2 separate regions of the Homo sapiens genome follow, and region 1 is linked to region 2. Evidence: read pairs that join two places in POLR2A ChIA-PET (ENCODE). Cell type or tissue: OCI-LY7. All regions are shown on one strand. Each heading gives the region's core, and the rest is flanking DNA. Links, peaks and the distances in the headings are about the cores only. Region 1 overlaps YPEL2 (yippee like 2). Region 2 has its middle 6.2 kb from the start of USP32.

The links. Peaks named below come from ENCODE experiments on the same cell type or tissue, not always from the same donor. Only the 100,000 strongest peaks of a DNase experiment are listed, where the experiment ranks them.
Region 1: POLR2A ChIA-PET joins it to region 2 with 6 read pairs; 2 of 35 experiments call an interaction of 5 or more read pairs at or near these places.

The regions. Positions count from the first base shown.
Region 1 is chr17:59,343,858-59,346,770 of GRCh38, forward strand. The region is part of intron 1 of YPEL2 (yippee like 2); the gene reads left to right. Among named protein-coding and RNA genes, the nearest start is that of YPEL2, 14 kb to the left of the region's middle. In OCI-LY7, for the core only: no CTCF peak of the experiment used is centred there; no DNase peak of the experiment used is centred there.
Region 2 is chr17:60,396,895-60,399,807 of GRCh38, forward strand. It overlaps a transcript of USP32 not described here. Among named protein-coding and RNA genes, the nearest start is that of USP32, 6.2 kb to the left of the region's middle. RefSeq lists enhancers at 1,265-1,394, 1,495-1,544. In OCI-LY7, for the core only: no CTCF peak of the experiment used is centred there; a DNase peak (open chromatin) is centred at 1,537.

The DNA.
Region 1 (2,913 bases), core at 89-2,588, 1.1 Mb before region 2:
TGAGTCAGGGAGACCTATGGGAAGCTGTCGCAGTAGTCCAGGATGAGAGAAGATGGGGTTCACAGTGCTGCTGCTGGTGACTGAGGGTGGCAATGGGAGGGTGCATCTAGGAAGCAGAACCAACTGTCTAGGGGACAAATGAAGTATGACATAGAAGGGAGAGCATAAAGGGGGTTTCCTGCTTGGGCAACTGGAAGCAGGAACAGAATTGGAATGAAGGTGACAGGAGTCTCACTACATTGCCCAGGCTGGTCTGGAACTCCTGGGCTCAAATGATCCTTCCACCTCAGCCTCCCAAAGTGCTGGGATTACAGGCATGAGCCACTGTGCCCAGCATGGAGACATCCTTTATAAAGGGGTCAAGGGTTCAGGAGTAGAAGGCACAGGTTTAGAGGGCTTGAGAGGGTGTGGGTAAGAAGGCCCAGGGGAACAAGAAGTCAGAGGCACATGGCAGAAGCACTGCCAAGAACGATGGAAGGAGAACAGCCGGGGAGATTGAGGCTCAAACAGAGAGGTAGGAGAAGAATCCAGAGAAACACAGTAAAGCCCATTAAGGAGCATTTCAGATGAAGGCAACTGAAGGCAGCACCAAGTCCAAATAGTGTTAGCATTCAAAAGTATTAGTGTTTGTGGCTCACATCTGTAATCCCAGCACTTTGAGAGGCTGAGGCAGGTGGACCACCTGAGGTCAGGAGTTCGAGACCAGCCTGGCCAACTTGGCGAAACCCCGTCTCTACTAAAAATACAAAAATTAGCCAGCAATGGTGGTACACGCCTGTAATCCCAGCTACCCGGGAGGGTGAGGCAGGAGAACTGCTTGAACCTGGAAGGCAGCGGTTGCAGTGAGCCAAAATCACGCCACTGCACTCCAGCCTGGGTGACAGGGCAAGACTCCGTCTCAAAAAAAAAAGTATTAGTGTTTGGACTTGGCATGTTGGAGACTGCCCGTATTTTTGTTACCGAAAATCCTGGTTATGATAAATGATATTCATGAAGCATTGCCAGAAGGCTCTGTAGCTCTTCCATCCCTCTAGAGCAGTGGTCCCCAACCTTTTGGCACCAGGGACCGGTTTTGTGGAAGACAATTTTTCCACGGATGTGGGGGATGGTTTTGGGATGAAACTGTTCCACCTCAGCTCATCAGGCATTAGTTAGATTCTCATAAGGAGTGCACAACCTAGATCTCTGGCATGCACAGTTCACAATAGGGTTCGCACTCCTATGAGAATCTAATGCCGCCACTGACCTGATGGGGCGTTTTGAAGGCTGACAGAGGAATACTTTCTCCTGAGGCAGGATTCGGCAGGCAGAGCATCACTACTACATGGAACCAGGACTTTAAAGGCTGAGAGAATTCTAGAGATCATGTAGGATTATCATCTGACGTATAAGCCCCCGAAACCAAGACTAGACCCTGCATCCAGGGTTGAGATGAATGGTTGTTTTTGTTTATGAAGGAGCGTGGTTTCTTGAGTATCCAAGCTGGTTTTTATTACCAGCTGGATGGATGTGAAGTCCCACCTGGTTCCAGTGCTGTAAAAGAGGTGTCTAGAAAATGATGATTTTCCTGTGGGCCTTGCACATCAGCTCCTTGGCAGCTTTAATAGACGATTTTCAGAGAAGTTTTAGCAGTGGCCCCGTCCTGAGATTAGTAGAGTCAGTGTAGACCACAGAGATAACTTTTTCAATACAGTAAGTGATGGAGTGGTCTGTGTTAGGAATGACAGCAATAATATCAGGTCCCCAGCTAAGCCACAGAAGCCTACTTAAACCACAATGTACCTTTAAGTCGATTAGTTTAGGCCCTAACCTCCTAACCACCGTGAGTCAACCTGGGGGACGGGAACGCCATTCCTTTTGGTCTTGTGAATAGGAACAATTCCTGTGCTTTTTCTCCCTCACTGGTAAGGGTGACTGTAGCTAATCGGGATTATTGAGTATTAGCCATGTGCTGGGTGCTGTGCTGAATACTCCAATTGCGTTATCTCATTTCATCCTTCTGTCTCCTGCAGGAGGTAGGCTCTATTGTTATCTCCTTTCAGGCAATTTGCCCAGTGGTAATGTAGCTGGTGAGAAGAACCAAGACGGAATCCAGGTCCACCCACCTCTAGATCCTGCACTCTTAACCGCTGGGCAACACTGCTGCCCACCTCTCTCATTGGGCGGGCACAGGTCTCTCTGTGCTCTCTGCTCTAGGCTCAGGATTCTGGGGAGAGTAGGATGGGGAAGGAGGACAACTTTCCCAGTATAAAGGCCTTCTCACAATTCCACCTCTCTCTTTTTTCTGTCTCCCACTCCCAGAAGTAGCTTGCCTCCTCCTTTCTGCCGCCACCACCATTTAGTGCCTCCAGCCAGGGCTGCTTTCATTCTTCACAGATGTTGGGACAGGCTATGGCTACTTAGTCACGTTCCTACCCTCCCGTCCTTAAAGTTAGCACAAGGTCCCTTTCAGTCTTTCTAAGAGTTTTTAATTTGTTTGTTTTTTAAACCTAGACCAGCAGTGTAAAGAATAGGCATGGATGCCAATGACAGGCCTTTGAGTGGCACCCAGGAATTGTGGTTTTCCTGGGCATCACAGCACGGGATGAGAGTGGAGGTGGTGAGGAGAGAATTGGGTTAGATGGAGTCTCGGGACGCAGAGTAAGTTCGCCTCCTTCCTCCTTGCTTGGAGAGGGAGGGAGGGGCCTTATCACATGTGCTACCTGTGCAGGTAGGTGGACCTGTCCAGTGAGCAGCCAATGGGAAGCAGAGGAGGTTCAGTTCAGTGATGGTGTTTAGCTTCTACTGTGTGTCCTGTGCTGCTGAGTTCATGGGGTACAAAGATGACTCTTGGAGCCTACCTCTAGTAGAGGATACAGAGGCAGAAAGGGTAATTTCAATTTCAGTAGGGTTAAGATGGAGGTGAGCACAGGA
Region 2 (2,913 bases), core at 122-2,621:
TATATTCGTATCTCCTTCAAATTAATAGTTTACAAAGGTTAGGAGAAGGGTCTTATGGATAGTACCACCAGTGGCTGCTTTTTCTTCCTAAGCTCCTGAAAAAATCAAGTAGCATCCTTTTAGTTCTCCTTGATCTCTTTACTTCTTCCCATGTGGCAGCTGGACTGTACATTTAGGCCAGTCTCTTTCAGCAAAATACAAACTACAAGCTTGAGAATAAGTACACCAGTTGAATTCTAATCAGCAATTAAAATGCATAGAATAATATGGACTCCAACTTTGAACATATAGGATATACCTTACTTCAGTTTCTAGATAATAATAACTTTGTCAAGTCACCTAAGTCCAGCTTATCACCTTAATATGCTTTCTTAGATATTTGAGAAATACCAGCTCCAGCTGTGTACCTTTGGCTTTGATTTCTTCATCTTGTGGATGAGAGATTTAAACTCAATCAGGCTTTTTCCAGTTGTTGTTGTTGTTTAAGACACAGCGTCTCTCTCTATCACTCAGGCTGGAGTGCAGTGGTGTGATCATAACTCACTGTAACCTCAAACCCTGGGCTCAAGAAATACTCCTGCCTGAGCCTCCAGAGTAGCTGGAACTACAGGTGCACACCACCACACCTGGCTAATTTTTTAATTTTTTATAGAGATGGGGTGTTGTTTTGTTGCCCAGGCTGGTCTCAAACTCCTGGACTCAAGTGATCCTCCCGCCTAGGCCTCCCAAAGTGCTGGGATGAGACACCATGCATAGTCACCCCACTACCTATTAGTACAGTGCTTCCATTCTGTTTTGCACCTTTTGCTGAAATACTGGTCTGCTGTTTTTCCAATTGTCCTCCATTTTGGACCCCAGGCCTCCTTTTGATCAATAACTATTATCCTGATACTCAAAAAAAATTCTGAGACAGAGATGGGCCTGCCTACGTATAGGTATTTAATAGTAATTGTGGTATAATTTGAAAACTCTTTTAAGAGTTTTACAGTGGGAGTGAGGATGGGGTTAATCATTAGAGTCTTAAAAGGACCTAGGAAATGTACCATGTGATTTATGATTCTAGGTTAAGATAAAACTTTTTCACATGGTGGTACTAACCCAACAATTAACATCTTTAAAAGTCCCAATATTTTCTTCCAAATGGATTTGAAAGCTATAAAATAGCATTTAGTTAAAATTGTTTTGGCAGGCCAGGCAGGGTGCTTCGTGCCTGTAATCCAAGCACTTTGGGCAGCCAAGGCAGTAGGATTGCTTGGGCCAAGGAGTTTGAGACCAGCTTGGGCAACATACGGAGACTCTGTCTCTACAAAAATAAAAATTAAATTACTAGCCATCTCAAAAAATCTTAAAAATTAGCTAGGCACAGTGGTGTACCTCTGTAGTCTCAGCTACTCAGGAACCTGAGGTGGGAGGATCACTTGGGCCTGAAAAGTAGAGCTACAGTTACCCATGACTGCGTCACTGCACTCAAGCCTGGGCAACAGAGTGAGACCTTGCCTCAAAAAAAGAAAAAAGAAAAAAAAAGGTGTTTTGGCAACCCTGTTTAGTCACTGGTGTTCTGGCCGGAGGGAAGCAAAGAGAATCAAATCTGGGTTTCTTAGAAAGAGGAAGGAAATTCATGTAAGAAAGAGGAAGTTGGCAAGCCCCTCATGCCTATTTAACATCTTCCCACTACCCTAACAATTGAGTATAAATGTTGCAAATAGTTCATTTTAATATTCATAAAGCACTTTTTGTGTGCTAAATCCTGAGGAATACAAAGATGATTTTTTTTTAAGTTGCTTAGCTAGGTACAGTGGCTGGCTCAGAAATTAAACTCCTGTATGTAATCCTAGCACTTTGGGAGGCTGAGGCAAGAGGATTGATTGAGGTCAGGAGTTCAAGAACAGCCTGGGCAACATTGCAAGACCCTGTCTCTACAAAAAAAAAAAATTTAATTAGCTGGGTGTAGTGGTGTGTGCCTTCGGTCCCAGCTACTTGGGAGGCTAAACTGGGGAGAGCACTTGAATCCAGGAATTTGAGGCTGCAGTGAGCTATGATCATGCCAGTGCACTCCAGCCTGGGTGACAGAGTGAGACTGTCTTTAAAAAATAAAATAATAAAAAGAAAAATCTCTAGAAAGTCCTACAATACAGGATGTTATGGGAACCTAGAGTAGGGAGAGGTATTAGTCCAGATTGAAGGAGTGGGAAGAGGGCAGGAAGCCTAGGGAATGTGAATCTCGAAAGATAAATAAGAAAGCAGACATTCATTTACTCTTAACAAATCCACTGTGCCTACTCTGTGGCAAGCATTGTTCTAGGCGCTGAAGATACAGAATTGAGCAAAGTAAAAGCTCCTGCTCTCATGGAATTTATATTCTAGTAGGAAAAGAGACAAAATAAGTATAATAGTACATCAGTTGTTCTACAGAAAAAAAATGCAGAGGAAGGAGGCAAGAAGTGCTGAGATGAAGATTATAATTTAAAACTAGAATGGGGCTGGGCATGGTGGCTCATACTTGTAATGCCAACACTTTGGGAGGCCAAGGCGGGAGGATTGCTTGAGTCCAGGAGTTTGAGACCAGCCTGGGAAACATAGCAAGAGCCTGTCTCTACAAAAAAATTTAAAAAAAAAAATTTAGCTGGGTGTGGTGGCATGTGCCTGTAGTCCCAGATGCTTGGGAGGCTGAGATGGGAGGATTGCCTGAGCCCAGGAAGTGGAGGCTCCAGTAGGCCATGATCACACCACTGCACTCCAGCCTGGATGACAGAGCAAGACCCTGTCAAAATAAATAAATAAATAAGTAAAAGTAAAATATAAAAATACAAATAGAATGGTCAGAGAGAAGCAAAAAGGGTGATATTTAAGCCAAAATTGGAAGGAGAGAATGAAGCAGACTTTGTGGATATCCAAGGGAAGATTGTCCAAGGA